2 separate regions of the Homo sapiens genome follow, and region 2 is linked to region 1. A link is a loop called in an ENCODE intact Hi-C map of the cell type or tissue named here. Cell type or tissue: Calu3. All regions are shown on one strand. Links, peaks and the distances in the headings refer to the core of each region. The heading gives the core; the rest is flanking DNA.

The links. Hi-C counts contacts between places; a loop is a spot of excess contacts. Peaks named below come from ENCODE experiments on the same cell type or tissue, not always from the same donor. Only the 100,000 strongest peaks of a DNase experiment are listed, where the experiment ranks them.
Region 2: a loop joins it to region 1, with 2.6 times the contacts of the local background. A loop is called at or near these places in 6 of 110 quality-filtered maps.

Annotation. Positions count from the first base shown.
Region 1 is chr11:130,844,114-130,851,999 of GRCh38, reverse strand. LINC02551 (long intergenic non-protein coding RNA 2551) reads left to right here. Exons shown (of 6, transcript NR_125383.1): 4 at 4,958-5,137; 5 at 5,809-5,873; 6 at 6,964-7,807. Among named protein-coding and RNA genes, the nearest start is that of LINC02551, 14 kb to the left of the region's middle. In Calu3, for the core only: no CTCF peak of the experiment used is centred there; a DNase peak (open chromatin) is centred at 4,159.
Region 2 is chr11:130,449,247-130,457,132 of GRCh38, reverse strand. ADAMTS15 (ADAM metallopeptidase with thrombospondin type 1 motif 15) reads right to left here. Exons shown (of 8, transcript NM_139055.4): 1 at 7,203-7,886. Among named protein-coding and RNA genes, the nearest start is that of ADAMTS15, 4.5 kb to the right of the region's middle. RefSeq lists an enhancer at 5,018-5,519. In Calu3, for the core only: no CTCF peak of the experiment used is centred there; no DNase peak of the experiment used is centred there.

The sequences.
Region 1 (7,886 bases), core at 2,802-5,301:
CACACTGAGGAAGCACTCAGATCTATTCCTACAGTTCCCCAACGGGCTCTGCCTTTGCACAGTTTGCCTCTGTGCCTGAACAGCTTCCCATATCTCTCTTCCATAAGCCATTTGTTTATTTGGATAGCTCCACTCCATCTTTGGGATTCAGTTTCCATGTCACTTCCAGTTTTCTCCAGCCAATAGCCCTGCTGTTTGCTCTTTCTGGCACTGTATGCATACACCCATCATAACAAGTAGTACATGACTGCTTGGCCTTCTGCAAAGTCTACTGTGAGCCTCTGAAAGCAGAGCTTGTGTCTTGTTTACTGCTCTCCTCCCAGCACAGAGAGTGGCACAGAGGAGGGACCCAATAAATACAATTTGTAAACTTCTAGTTTAAAGTAATGATGATAGACTCAAAGAAAAATTGCAAAAACCTTTCCTAGCTTTCTCTTACATTGACATCTTATAAAACCTTAGTAAAATTATTAAAACCAGGAAATTATCATTTATACAATACTCTTAGCTAATCTACAGACCTTATTTGAATTTCACCAATTTTCCCACCAGTGGCCTTTTTCTTATCCACATTGCATTTAGTCAGTATGTCTTCTTAATCTCCTCCAATCTGTGAGCTAGGTCCTCAGTCTTTCTTCTCTTTAATGACATTGATATACTTTTATTTTATAGAATGTTCCACCATCTGGGTGTGTGTCTGGTGTTTTCTCAAGGTTCGATGGAGGTTGTGCCTTTTTAGCAATACTCACAGTGGTGTTATGTCCTTCTCAGTGCATAGTATCCAGAGGCACATGATGCCACTGTACCTTACACCGGTCATTTGCTTATGGGGAAGGCTGTCAAGTTTCCCCTCTGTAAAGTTAACTGTTTTTCTTTTTGCAATTAATAAGCATCATGTGAGGAGATACTTTAAGAGCGATTAATATATTTTAATACATCAAAGGACAGAATCTGAAAGAAAGAGGTAAGTATGAGTTCCGTGCCTGCATTTAAAAAGCATACAGAAAGGATAAAATAGAGAAAGTGAGACACCAAATGAGATAGCAGGATGGATTTAGGCTACCAGCATCACTGCACTTTCAGGAAACATTCAGAGAACTACAGTTTCTGGGTCCTGGGGTTGAGAGTCCTCTTCCTTTTGCTCAGGAGACCACCCTGGGATAGCATGTTCAGATCTGGGCACCATCCTTTAAGTTGAGTACAGTCACATTACGTCAAAAGTGCATTTACGTTACCCAAATTCTACCATGCAACCTCAGCAAAAAAGAAAGACAACCATCTAAATTGTGTTTACAAGAGAGTAATCCTAGTTATATGTTTGTGCATCCAACCCTTCTTTATCCTACTGATCTCATATTTTATATTTACATTTTAAGAACAACCAAACAGGTTTTCAAGAGTGAGGTGGCTTAACACAATTTCCACTTATGCTCAATGTTCTCCACGGAGAACAATTCCTGTGAAAAGTGTGACTCCAATATGTAACAAACTAGAGCCTGTCCAGAGAGGTGAGCAAACAGATTTTGGTCTGCTGCGGAGGATTAAAGGAATGGCAGGTGCTCACATTTAGAAAGGCAACACTCACGGAAGTGCAGAGTAGTCATCTTACTCAGCTCAGGCTGACTAACAAAATGCCATAGCAGACTGGCTTTAACAACAGACATTTATTTTCTCACGATTCTGAAGGTTGGGAAGTCCAAGATCCAGGTGCCAGCCAATTTAGTTCTGTTGAGGACCCTCTTCCTAACTTACAGATGTCCTCCTTCTCACTGTGTCCTCACATGGTGGAGAGAGAAGGGCACATGAGAGAGAAAGGGAATTAAGAATAAGGATGCAAATTCTGCCAGATCAGGTCCCTACCCTTATAGTCTAATTTAACCTTAATTACCTGCATAAAGGCCCTATCTCCAAACATAGCCACATTGGAAGTTAGGAGTTCAACACATGAATTTGTGGGGGACACAAACATTGAATCCATAGCTGTAGTTATCCTCAAATGTTTCTTAGTCCATTACTTGTATAACAGGATGTTCAAGTGGGACTTCTCTTTATTGTCTCACTGTCTGCTAAAGCCCTAACACTAACCACAATAGGTGCCAACTACCTTCAAATTTAGAGAAAGGGGCAAGACCAATAATTTGTTCTGCTTGCGTTGGTCTATCACTCATCTCCAGATGATATAAGAAAAGACTAAGTATCCGTTAAGGAGGAGCAACAAATGGTAAGCTTTCTTCAGGAAGAAAGTTGTAGCCTGGGCAACAAAGCGAGACCCCATCTCTCCAAAAAAAAAAAAAAAAAAAAAAATCAGCCAGGTGTGGTGGTACATGCCTTTGGTCCCAGCTACTCAGGACCTGAGATGGGAAGGCTGAGATGGGAAGACTGCTTGAGTCTAGAAGATTGAGGCTGCAGTGAGCCATGATTGCACCATTGCACTCCAGCCTGGGCAACAGAGCAAAATTCTGCCTAAAAAAAAAAGTAAAGAAAGTTGTATGCTGAAATGCCCTCCTAATCCTCCACTACTCAGGCCAACTGAGATGAGTTTCAAAGAACCTCTAACAGGCTTGCCATATATTCCTTGGAATTGGGGCAGATTCTGGAACTGGTATCTGAGTCACACTTACTTGGAAGAAAATCTGAAGGAGGGAGTTTCTGGCTGTGGGCAGGGAGTAGAAGCTGTGCTGGCAGACTGAAGGGAGCTATGCAAACGGCAGCGCAAAAACACATGTTTCTCAAGGTCCACATGTGAATCCTGAGGAAGAGACCAGCATGAGGCAGTTTGAAAACTCTATCCAAGAGGACCACTGGAATTAGGGAGGGAGTGCAGGGTGGATGACCCCAGCAGAAGGAGACTGCAGTGAACCACCAGCCATGGGCTGGGCGAATGTCATCAACTTCTAGCCAAAGGAGGCATCCCTGCACCAGAAAACCGCAGTTGAGAGTCCCCAGAGGAGGAGCTTAGAAGAACCCAGAGATGTACCCATGAAAGAAAAGAGGAGCACTTGAGTGCTCAGCTCAGAGAGCCCTTAAACGCCGGATCACACCTGGGCCTACCAAGTAAGGAAGACCTTTCCCATCCACTGCCCTTCTCCTTCTACCCCTGGCCAGCCCTGAAGGAGCCAACAGCAACATGAAGAGTGGGAGGTAGATCAGCCAGGAGAACAAAGAAAAGAAGCAAGTCTCTGCAAGTTTCCCAGCCCCAGCCAGGGCAAAGGTAGTGATTGACAGCTTGGAGTTTAATAAAATATTGAACTGGGCTTTTAATATATGCAAAAGACCAGAATATTCCATGGGATCTGCAGGAAGGAAGAAGGAATTGAAAAAGAGTTATAACACAAAGTGGAGGAAAAATAGTTTCCTTCTATTAACACTGTACCAAATCCAGTCATTCAGAAACAAAACAGAAAGTTCCCTACGCCGCCAACTTTCTGGGTTGCTTACCTGTAAAGCCACACAGAGCTCTGCAGTTAGAAGGGTTCCACCCTTGGCTTAATGCTCTGTTACCATCTTGAAATTCTTAGTAATTTTTAACATGGGCCCCACATTCTCATTTTGCACTGGGCCCTGCAAATTACATAGCCAGTCCTAGTAACATATGTAACAGGGACTTAGCCTTGTTCTATGTGACCCCAGTTGGTAGAATGGAACCAATTAGTGGGAGGTTAAAAAAACAAACAAACAAAAAAAAAAAACAGATTTTAGCTCAATGCAGTAGTCCCCACTTATTCACAGGGAATATGTTCCAAGACACCCAGTGGATGCCTGAAACCTAGGATAGTACCAACCCCAACTATGTTTTTTTCCTATACATACATATCTATGATAAAGTTTGGGGTGCAACAGCAAAACTATATGAATTTTTTTCTTCTTCACAATTTCACAGGTAAAAAAATTCATTCTCACTGTAGATCTCAGCAACTTTAATATTGCAATTTTTATTCTTTCGTTATTAAGTCAAGAGCTCTCACCTTTTCACTTAACGAAAGCACTTCCCAGCTTCTCCTAGGCATGTTCAAATGGCCAGCATCACTACTTTTGTTCTTTGGAGCCACTGTTCAGTAAAATAAGGGTCACTTGAACACAAGCACTGCAAAACAAATGACAGTCAATCTAATAACCAAGACGGCTCCTATGTGACTCATGGGTGAGTAGCGCAGACAGCATGGACATGCCAGACAACGGGATGATTCACGTCCTGGGTGAGATGGAGTAGGACTGCATGAGATTTTTATCATGCCATTCAGAAGGGCATGCAATTTAAAACTTACGTGTATTTCTGAGATTTGCCATTTACTATTTCTGGACTGCGGTTAAGCACAGGTAACTAAAACTGTAGAAAGTGAAACTGCAGATAAGGGAGACTACTGTATCGGGACAAGTTTGTTAATACTCATAGCTACCCAGATTGGGATAGGCAGTGTAAAGGAGTCAGAGCTTCTGTTCATCAGAATCCATACGGCAGAGGTGGGTCAGCCTTTTGGCACTCTAGGGCCTCCAAAATCCTTTTCAGCCCTGGGATTATCTGATTCTTTGATTAATGAATGTCTTTCAAGATGCCTACCTTACCAACTTAACCAGGAAATGAATTCACTAGTACTGTGACCAGGTAAGAGTATTTCCAAGGGCAGCCTATGAGCCCTCAATGGATGGAGTTTCACTAATTCCCTCTGTTTCTGTCTAAGTTGTGAGGTATTTTCCTTTAATGAGAACATTATTGCCATTACTCACTGTATTTTTTTTGTTCGTTGTTAGTTGGATCTTATTATGGCTGGCACATCATGGCTCCTTTATTCCAAGAAGAAGTCTTTTAAAACATCCCAGAAAGTATCTAGGGCTTAAAGCCACTTTCATTAATCATTATTTTGACAATGAAGCATAAACAAACTGACAAATATTGTTTAAATTTAACATTAAAATTCAATGTGTATGTCTCAGTTATTGTTGTCATTCTTATTTTCAGTCAGGGAGATGGTTCCAGGAGAAGAAAAGAAAGTCAGTTGCTTTCTGAGATCAGGTGGGAAGTTTATCCTGTCAACTCCACCTTTAGAGTGCTAGTCTCTGGAGCCACAAGGACTGAAACTCTGCTTCAGAGACCCACCACTGATGACAACCATCAGGCTCAGGAACTGAAAAGAAATGGGTATGCTTGATCATGCTTAGTAAACACGTTTCACTACTGACTCACTTCTCCTGTGTGTTGGAAAACGTTGAGCTTCTTTCATACCATATTTTGGCCTTGACCTTTGTAGCATTTAGCCTCCCTACAATGGGGTCTATGTGTTTCCACACCCTCAGAGCAGGCCCCTAATTATAGCCATCCATTAAACTGTCAGAAAGAAATCCTCAACTCAATCATGTCTTTATCAAACTCTGGCTGTCAGTGGGGTCAAGTGAGGCGTCAAGTCTGACCTGCCCGGAGCCCCTGTCATGTGCTCATCTCACACTCACTGGGGTCTTTGTGACCAGGCAGGCTAGACAGCCACCTGGCCACCCCCAGCCCAGTCCCCTCTCCCACTGCATTGCCCAGACAGGGCGGAGCCAAGGGAGGCTCTCAAGCTCAGATAATGGGGCTGACATAATGTAAGGCCTTCTCCTTGACCTTATCTTGGGGTATTTTGTGCAAAGAAGTTGTATGGGGTTGGCAAAGTCCTAAATTGGAAATGGGGACTCTACTAAACAGGGAGGAATCTAGTTTCAGGGGAAAAAAATTATTCGGTTTGGACCTGCTTTTGGAGATTATGCAATAGAATCAGAGGATTTTATCACTACAAAGGAAATTGTACCTGTCTAACCCTTTATTTTACATTTCAGTGCAAATGTGGCCGAGGGACTTGGGTTTTACATTTATTGCCGAGTCTGGTTTTCTTGAGTTTCAGGTGAGTAATATTTTAAAGGGAGCTCCATAAGAATGAGGTTAATCCAAGGTTGTCATATGTGGCTTTATATTATTCTCTAGTTGGTTCACACAAATTTGTTTTGTCTCCCATACAAGATCATAAAATTCTTCAAGGATAAAGGTTATTTCTCCTCTGTAGCCCATAGTGTTAAGAAAGAACTTAAAGTATTTGTTGAGAGTTAGCAATGCTCTTTACTCATTTGTTCTGTATTTGAGTGTGTGTGTGTATGTATGTGTGTGTGTGTGTGTTCCTGTGTGTCTCCCCAGATAACTTATAAACACTACCTGCAAATTAAAATAGAACCACCGTGTTTTATTGCTAGTCCTATCACCGCATTTAAAAGACGAGGACATTGAGATCCAGGGAAGTTAAGTTACTTGCACAAGAATATTCAACAAGAATATGATTTAAACTCGGATCCACTTACAGCCCATTCAGTATTCTCCCCACAGTACCAAGTCCCCTTCTTGTTCTAACACATTGGTAGATAAATGTTGACGGGTACAAAAAAAGAAGACATCAGAAATAGGTGGGGTGAATCAGCCCTTAACTATTAACATTACTATTGTTATTAGCAATACCTTAAATATTACCCTGCCCATACAGCTGTTAAACTATTAAGATAAACACTCTTAACAGTTTCATGTATACCCCCACATAAACAATAACTGAAAGCAAGTTTGTGCCATATATATATGTGCATTTATATATAAATATATATGCATTTTCAGTTACACACACACACATATATGCATTTTCAATTACACAAGAGGAATTTTGCCATATATGTTGCTCTGTACTTTACTCTTTTCAATTGATGATATTCCTTAGAGATCTTTCTGTATCAGCACATGCAGATCTAATTCACACTTTTCAAAGGGCATTTATGGTTGGATATACCATAACTTATTTAACCACTCCCCTACTCATGGGCACTTCGGTTGTTTCCAGATTTATGCTAAGAAATGTGTACCTTTAACAACCTCTCCTGGAGGGGTTTTAAGTCACTAGCTTGACATGAGATCGGTATTTTGAAATCACCAATAGTCGTATGCCTTTATTTTTACAGATGATAAAATTGAAGCCCAGAGAAGCTTGGGAGCCTCAACTATTAATGGAAAAACCATAACTAGAACTGAGTTTTCCTGAGACATTTTTTACTATTCATTCCCCTGCTCTTGGGCCACTCCAGGGCACTGAGCACACTTGCTTTGGCTATTTGGAGAAGAGGCCAATAGACACAACTGGCTTCATCTTCAGGGACACCCAATATCTGGCAGCCCTCAGCCCCAGCGGAGTCTTTATTGAAAGAACTGATTCATAGACCAGGCGCGGTGGCTCACGCCTATAATCCCAACACTTTGGGAAGCTGAGGTGGGCGGATCTCAGTCAGGAGATCGAGACCATCCTGGCTAACACGGTGAAACCCCATCTCTACTAAAAATACAAAAATAAAAAAAAAAAATAGCTGGGTGTGGTGGCAGGCGCCTGTAGTCCCAGCACTTTGGGAGGCCGAGGTGGGCAGATCACAAGGTCAGGAGTTCAAGACCAGCCTGACCAACATGGTGAAACCCCATCTCTACTAAAAAAATACAAAAATTAGCTGGGTGTGGTGGTGCGCACCTGTAATCCCAGCCACTCAGAAGGCTGAGGCAGGAGAATTGCTTGAACCTAGGAGGGGAAGGTTGCAGTGAGCCGAGATTGCGCCACTGCACTCCAGCCTGGTTGACAGAGCAAGACTCTGTCTCAAGAAAAAAAAAAAGAAAAAGAAAAAAAAAGAAAGAAAGAACTGATTTATGAAAAGATTCTTATCATGATTTTCATTTTACTAGTCCAAAGATCACTGAGTTAAACTGCCTATTTTAGTAGATGAACAAAAGTGCCTTGAATAAAGACGTAATTCAATAAAAACTTAATCCTGTCATAAAATTGAATATTCTCTGGTTCCCCAATGAACCCCAAAACTTATTAGATTTCTTCTGCAGATGATGT
Region 2 (7,886 bases), core at 3,633-6,132, 400 kb after region 1:
GCCTCCCGAGCAGCTGGGATTACAGGCATGCGCCACCACGCCTGGCTAATTTTTGCATTTTGAGTAGAGACTGGGTTTCACCGTGTTGGCCAGGCTGCTCTCGAACTCCTGGCCTCAAGTGATCCACCCACCCCAGCCTCCCAAAGTGCTGGGATTACAGGCATGAGCCACCGCACCTGGCCGCACTTTAACATTTTTAATGTGGCAGAAGACATACGCATTCTCATGTAGCGGACTTTGCTTCCATTGAAGTTCTAGGCAGGAGAGCCAGAGCTCATCTCTGCGGCTACATCACAGCATCCAGGTATTATACTCACAGGACTGCAGGGCTGTCTTCTCATGCTGCGGATGAGGAAACTGAGGCTCAGTGACTTGAGATTATGCACCCCAGTCCCCATGGCTATTAAGCAAAGAATGAGGTCCCCAATCCAAAGCTATGTTCTTTGGTCTAAATCATGCAACACTAGTTAGGAGACCATAATTACTGGTGAAAAGCACCCTGCGCTAGTATTACTACTGTACCTTTAACTTGTTTCCCATCCGAATCTCTGCCATGCATCACTGTATTTCCTTGTCCAGCCCAAAATCCATGTCTGTTTGTAATCCCCAAGGATGGGAGGGCCTTGCTTTGCTAGAAGAAATAAAATCTAGCAATTCAGTGCCTTGGCAATGTGACGAAGAATGTTAGTTACTTCTACTGGCAGATTCTATTTCACTGGCATATAAATCCCTCCAGATGTACAAAATGGTAATACTGCAAGAGAGTGAGGTCACCAAAACAATAATAATTACCTCAATGAGGAAGAAGAGGGACCCCAAGCTTGCAAGAAGGCTAAATCTTCTATAAAAAAAAAATCACCCCTTCAAGAGAGAGGGCGCCTACAAGAAGAGCGATAATAGCTAACAGTTACTGACTGGCTACTGTGTGCCAGACTGTCGCGAGAGTTTTATCTGCCTTCATTCATTTAATCCTCACAGCTGTAGGAAGAAGATGCCATTATCAGGCCCCATCGCACAGAAGAGACCCAGAGAAGGTAAGTAACTAGCCCAGGGTCACACAGTAAGCCCAAGGTTAGACAGAGAGGAAGGGCGCAGAGTGAGGATTGAAGTCCAGGCAGCACAGCGGCAGGGTTGAGCTGTCACCATGACTTCCTGCTGCCTCTGGTGCATATCGCCCCAAGAATGGAAGGCCTCGCCCTGTAGCTCAAGCAAGTGCCGGTTGACACTGAGTGGGGAGAGGCCTGGGGAGAGGGAGAGGCAGGATTAAGTGCCGAGAGTGCTCTGAGTGCACCGTCTGCGCCACCTCTCCGGTTGAACGAGCCCCCGGCTCCTTGCCCCACACCTGCATTGACACACTGACCCCGTCCCTGCCCTGCCATGCACCTTGTCTGCTGACTCCAAGGTGGATTAAACACACACCTCTCTGGAGCCCCTCCTTTCTTCAGGGCAAAACCTCATGGCAAAGAGCCAAGATGAAATGCCAGAAGAATCTAAGACTCCCTCTCCCAACCCTGCAGCCTGACCGCCTCAAAAGCTGGATGAATGATCCCCAGGAAGGGAGGTGAGCTACCTAAGCATCCAGAGCTACAGGCAGCCCTTGCACTTCTGTTTGCACCTTCCTTCCACAATCACCTACTGAACAGCCGACTTGCAGGGATCCACCAAGGGGCTTACAAAGACTAAAGAGGTTCCAGCCTAAAAGGAGTTTACAGATCAGTGGGATTAGCAAATTCTGATGTCCATAGCTTCCATACAAAAATTGGACCAAATGTTAAGCATACTTGAAAGGACAATGGGACAGAATGCTTTAAATCAGGGCCATCCCAAACTTGAGTTTGGCAAGGGATCCATAGCTAATTATTCAACAAGAAGCATGTACTGAGTGACTACGAAGGCAGTGATGAGATGATAATAACTACCATAACTGGGGGCCTATTCTGGACCACTCAGTAACACTTATCTGTGCAACAGCCCCGTAAGTGAGGTATCATGTCATCATCATTATCCTCATTCTAAGAGTGAGGAAAGTTAAGTGCACATAGCTGACTCACGCAATGTCCATTGCTAGAGAGTTCAAGCCCCCGGATTCATACTCAGCTCTGCCTGACTCCAAGCCTGTGTTCTTTCCATCATGCCACGTGATCGAGTCAAGGTGTCAAGGAAAGGTTGGGGGGAAAATTCCAGGGGTGGGAGGGGACGCAAACAACTACAGAGAAGTTCAAAGGCAGAAGGAGAGCAAGACCTAAAGAAAGAGAAAAACTCACTTGCCTTTCTGACTAGACCAGCGGTTAAAAATAAAAGAAAAAGATTCCCTCCAACCTTCCTCCCCCATCTGCTGACATTAATATCAGGTGAACTCATTTGATGTAACTAAAGAGAGCGAGCACTCATCCTGCACGACAGGGAACCAACATATTGCACTCCTCCCTCTCTCTTCCCACTCCTTCCCTCCTCCCTCCCAGAAGGCATGGTGTTGTGTTTCCAGTTAGTGGCCAAGAATAACAAATTATTAAATACTCAATCTACCAATGACCTCTCTCCTAATATCTTCCAAGGCCCGACTTCAAGAAAGATCCTAATGAAATCATGATCTTTTTCTATTGTATAGGGAGATATGTGTAACATACGTATTATCACTTCATTATTAACTATTTTTATCTGAACACTAAATATCACTGCCCTATGACAAGTGCTTTATCACCAAAAGAACTGGCGTCTGTTTCACATTAGGTTCTAGAATGCTGTTCCGCTCTGCGCAGTGTAGGGCATCCCCAATGAAACACAGTACTGCTCAAGGTCAAAACAAGAAGATAGCACCAAGCTCAGGGTTGTGAGAGGGGAAAAGTCAGAGTACAAATGAAGAGAATAAGGGGGAAGAGAAAGACTGCAAAGATCCTGCCTGGATGGTCCCAAAAGAGGAAGGTGAGAGCATGGAAGAAGAGTGAGAGGAGAGGAAACAGAGGTGGCATCAAATGATATGAAGAGGCAACAGGAAAAAAACAAACAAACAAAATAGACCAGGCGCAGTGGCTCACGCCTGTAATCTCAGCACTTTGGGAGGCCAAGGCGAGCAAACCGCTTGAGCCCAGGAGTTTGAGACCAGCCTGGGCAACACAGCAACATAGCAAGACCTCGTCTCCAAAAAAAGAAATTTTTTTTAATTAGTCAGGCATTTTTTTAATTAGTCATATGCCTGTAGTCCCAGCTACTTGGGAGACTGAGGTGAGAAAGATAGTAGACAATATTATAAGCAACTTTTTGTCAATAAATTCGCAACTCAAAGGACATGGAAAAATTTCTTGAAAAATATAAATGACCAAAGCTCACTCAAGAAAAATAACTTGAATATATATGTTTTAAAAATGAAATTTGTAGTTAAAAGTCTTCTCACAAAGAATATTACAGAGCTCAGGCATGGTGGCTCACACCTGTAATCCCAAAACGTTGGGAGGCTGAGGCAGGAGGATCTCTTGAGGCCAGGAGTTCAAGATCAGCCTGGTTAACATAGTGAGACCCTGTCTCTACAAAAATAAATTAGCTGGGCACGGTAGTGCAGGCCTGTAGTCCAGCTACTCAGGAGACTGAGGTGGGAGTATTACTTGACCCCAGGAGTTAAAGGCTGCAGTGAGTTGATGGCCTGGGTGACAGAATGAGACCCTATCTCTAAAAAATAAAGAAATAAATGAAGAAGCAGACAGAATAATCATAAAATACAAGTCCTAAAAAAAATAAAGAAATAAATGAAGAAGCAGACAGAATAACCATAAAATACAAGTCCTAAAAAAAAAGAAGAAAGAAATGAAGAAACAGACAGTAAAACCATAAACTACAAGTCCTAAAAAAAAAAAAAAAATCAGTCCAAAGGAGAAAAGGTCACAGAGAGCAAAGCAGAAGTGGAATGGAGGAGAGGGCATCTGACGACATAGAAAACAAGCTCCCCTCCCCAGCCCCGACTCCGCAGCCAGTGCCCTTCCTGCTCCCGTCCCTTGGAGCACTTCCTTAGCTTCAGCATTCAGGAGAACGCCCCTCCTCCCCAACAGGGCTGGTCTGGCACTTAGCACAACCTGCTGAAATTAGCTGTTGTCTTGTAAGCTCCCCATCCCATGGTGAATTCCTGGGGACCTGAGGCCGCAATTTTTTTTTTTTTTTTTTTGAGACAGAGCCTCACTCTGTCACCAGGCTGCAGTGCAGTGGCATGATCTCGGCGCACTGCAACCTCCGCCTTCCAGGTTCAAGTGATTCTCCTGCCTCAGCCTCCTGAGTAGCTGGTACTACAGGCGTGAGCCACCACGCCCAGCTAATTTTTGTATATTTAGTAGAGACAGGGTTTCACCATGTTGGCCAGGATGGTCTTGATCTCTTGACCTCATGATCCACCTGTCTTGGCCTCCCAAAGTGCTGGGATTACAGGCGTGAGCCACTGCGCCCGGCCAAGGCCACAATTTATTACAATTTGTAGCTCCACAGCCCAGGGTAGTACCTAGAAATAATAATAAGTAATGCTCAACAAGTATTAAAAGAGTGTACAAATAAATGAATGAAAGCCATTCTACCACAAAGGGTCACCCAAACGGCAGCGTTATTGGACCTAAAGACAGAGAAGTCTCAGGGAATGAGGGAGGGCCTACCAAGTCTCGGCATTAAATACCTGGCTCCTGCCGCCCAATGCAACAAGAAGCCAAAGAAACTTTTCTCCTCATAGAAATAAATGAGAAACACTCTGGCTCTAGTTCTTCGCAGATCCTGGTTCCAGTCCTGTGCTGACCTCACCCTGCTGTTATGAGCCTGGAGACCGATCACTTTGCAAAATCAGATGTGCACTTTTCTCCATGAACTTATTCTGAATCTGTAAGTAAACTCCTCAAATTGTCAAAATACTTGTTGTATAACCACTATATTCTCCTTTCCGGGCAGTTAAGGTTCCCGGAGACCGCATCTGCCTTAATCTTAGAAAGGGCAGCTACTCCCTCCTGTTCTCATCAAATACTGTACCTTCCCCCAGAGATATCAGGAGTGAGAAGATCCTGAGACTCTCAGAATGCAGTAGGCCCTGAAGTCTGAGCTGCTGAGGAGGTGGGGAAGAGGGGTTTCCTCTGAAGCATAAAGTACATACCTTGATGGTGGCCCTGACCACACAGAAGCCTCACTCTCTAGCTTTGCTCTCTAGGCACCTAAGGGGAAGGCAGCTTCTAAAAGTCACATTTTGCACATCACTGCTTCTGATCCAGTGGTCATGCATCTTGTACCCATTATGCATGGACAACACAGCCCCCGGGGGGTTGAGCACACACCACTGAGAAATAGAAGCTGTCATGCTGTTTGATTGCTTCTTCTTCAAAAGGCGGCCTCCTTCTGACGGCATGGTCCCTATTCCCAGCAGGAGTTCTTCTCCTAGGGCTGACTCCAGAAGCCAGCCTTCACCACCAGGCTGCAGAGGCTGAGGTCTTTTATTTTGGAGCCAGTGAGTGACCTGCACTGGGGCAGCCCAGGTAACGAATGGGGCAACAGCTGCTTTGCCCATTAAGATATCCTGTTCTTGGCCTTTGCTTTTTTTCAAGCCCCAGCAATCTAACTGCCAAGCTGGTCTGTGTGCAGAGGTCAAAGCCACCTCCTTTGCAGCTTCCCCATGACTCAGGCAGTGCTTGCAGAGGCTGGGCAGTGGCAGCTCAACAGACCTCAGTTGGAAGAATGAGCACAAGGAAACAGACTCAGGCCAAAGACCTCCCTAGAGAAACCAGGTGGTGGGAGGAGAAGAAGGCTGGGAACAGAGGAAGTTCGACTCCAGGAAGGGACTAGCTGTGCCAAATGGGTTACTGTGGAAGACTCCAGCTCCAGACTGTGTGCGCCAGTCCAACTTTGAGTGACCATTTGGAAACAGTGGAGAGTTAGAGCCCCACAGGTAACCAAGGATTCCACGCCATCCCCAGAGTGCTGTGGTTATGATAATAACCAAAAAAAAGAGCATGGCACAGATTCAAGTCACAGTCCCCCAAATCAGAAGAAGAGGCTCACTTGGATGGCTCTTTTCCTCCCAGCCTCCTGTATCTGAGAAATTTCAAGAATCCAAATACTCCTCAGTGCCCAATCACTCCAACACCTGTGAATCTAAACGTTTGCAGATTTGTAGCTTCTTTGACATAGAATATCAGGAAAGGCCTTGCAAAAGGCAGGGCTGCTTCCTGGGCTGGGTCCATCTTTCTAATCCCAATACTCAGTTTCCTTCTAACTCTACAGCTGGAATCTCCAAATACTCTTGACTAAGCTCACACCACTTCCACCCCAGCAAGGGCAGAAGCTAGAGCCCTGAAGTCAAGTGTGGTCATAGGAATTTTAGTGACTTGGGAGCAGGAGCAAGCATGCCCGCTCTGCTCTGTAGTATACATCTGGGCAAACGGGTCACCCTCTGACAGCAAGGATACAGGAAAATTGGAAGAGATTTTCCCAACTCAGCTCCAAGTAAAACTCCACTTGAAACTCCAAGTGAAACAGTCTCAGCTCCAAACAGGTGCCCTAACTACACCGCCTGCTCAGAATGGTCTAGAAGCCTCTTGGACCATGCCCAGCAGAGAAGTCTGTAGGAGAAGCGGCAGTGAAGGAGGGATGCTCGCAGTACTTGAGTCTGGCCTGTCACTGCAACCCACAAAATCTCTCAATGATTCCCTCCACCCCAATCCAGGCTTTCCAGGCCCAGTACAGAGAGGGGACAACGTGTTACCCGAGAGAAATGTAGCAAGCGCTGACCTTGGATCACCTTCAGTTCTACAACCCTTGAAAGGAGACCTCAGGAGGTGTCCGAGAAGACTCAGCCGCCCATACAATAGGGGTGGGCCGTTCCCGCCCTCTCCAACACCATCCTCACGGCGTCTCCTATCGGTCTTGGACACAAACTGCAGCTCCGGGGCGGCAACTTCCTGGGTTCCGGCCCCTCGGCGCCTGATCCAGGAGGCGCTGATTGGCCGCGCCAGGCCAACACCTTCGGAAAGCGCAGGCTCTCCTCCAATGGCCCAGATGCACGTGAGCCGCCGCTCCGCGGAGCGTGGGAGAGGGCTCTCCCTGGAAACTCCACAGAGTTGGAGTCGGAAGAGATCAACGAGGTTTAAACTCGGAGGCATTGCACGATACAAAGGGGATTTGGAGCGCTAGGGGAGGTGACCCTAAAGAACGGGACTATCTGGGTGCAAAGTGACGGCAGATCAACTCACCTGCCTGGTGAAGAGGATGGCAGTGTCCCAGTACTCGGGGTGCTTGTCACTCACTTTGTTCAGCTTCTTCTGCCAGGCACAGAAGTTGCGCAGCGTCAGGGCCGCATTGCCGGTGACCTTGGGCCCGGAGTCACGATCTCTAAGAAGCAGCACCTTGACCACAACGATGTTGATGGGGTTGAGGATGCTGGGATGGCGGTAGAGTCGCGCCGCCGTTGCCAGCAGCGTCAGCAGATAATGTTCCAGGTCCGCGCCGTGGAACTTGACCATTGACTCGTCCGCGACCACCAGCGTCTCCACGTACCGCGGGATAGACACGAAACGCTTGGCGCGCCCAGACCTGCGCCGGCTACGACTCTCCCCGAAGCCCGCCCGCCGCGGCTTGTAAGGGTCCAGGGCCCGTAGGATGGCGGGGTTCCAGCCCGAGGCCACCCCGCAGCGAGAGGTGGGGTCTCCGGAAGGCCCGCCCGGAACACCCCGGCGCTGGAGAAGGTGTGCGCCCTGGCTGTTGCGCTGCGCCGCCGGCGCGCTAGCATTGGGCAGCGGGCTAATGACATACTCGGCGCCTCGGTAGCCAAAGGCTCCGCGGAGCCCCCCGCACAGGCTCACAGCAGCGAACGAGTCCGGCTCGGCGTTCACGTCCCCAGAATAGAAGCAGCGTCGCAGGTCTGAAGAGCCCCCGGT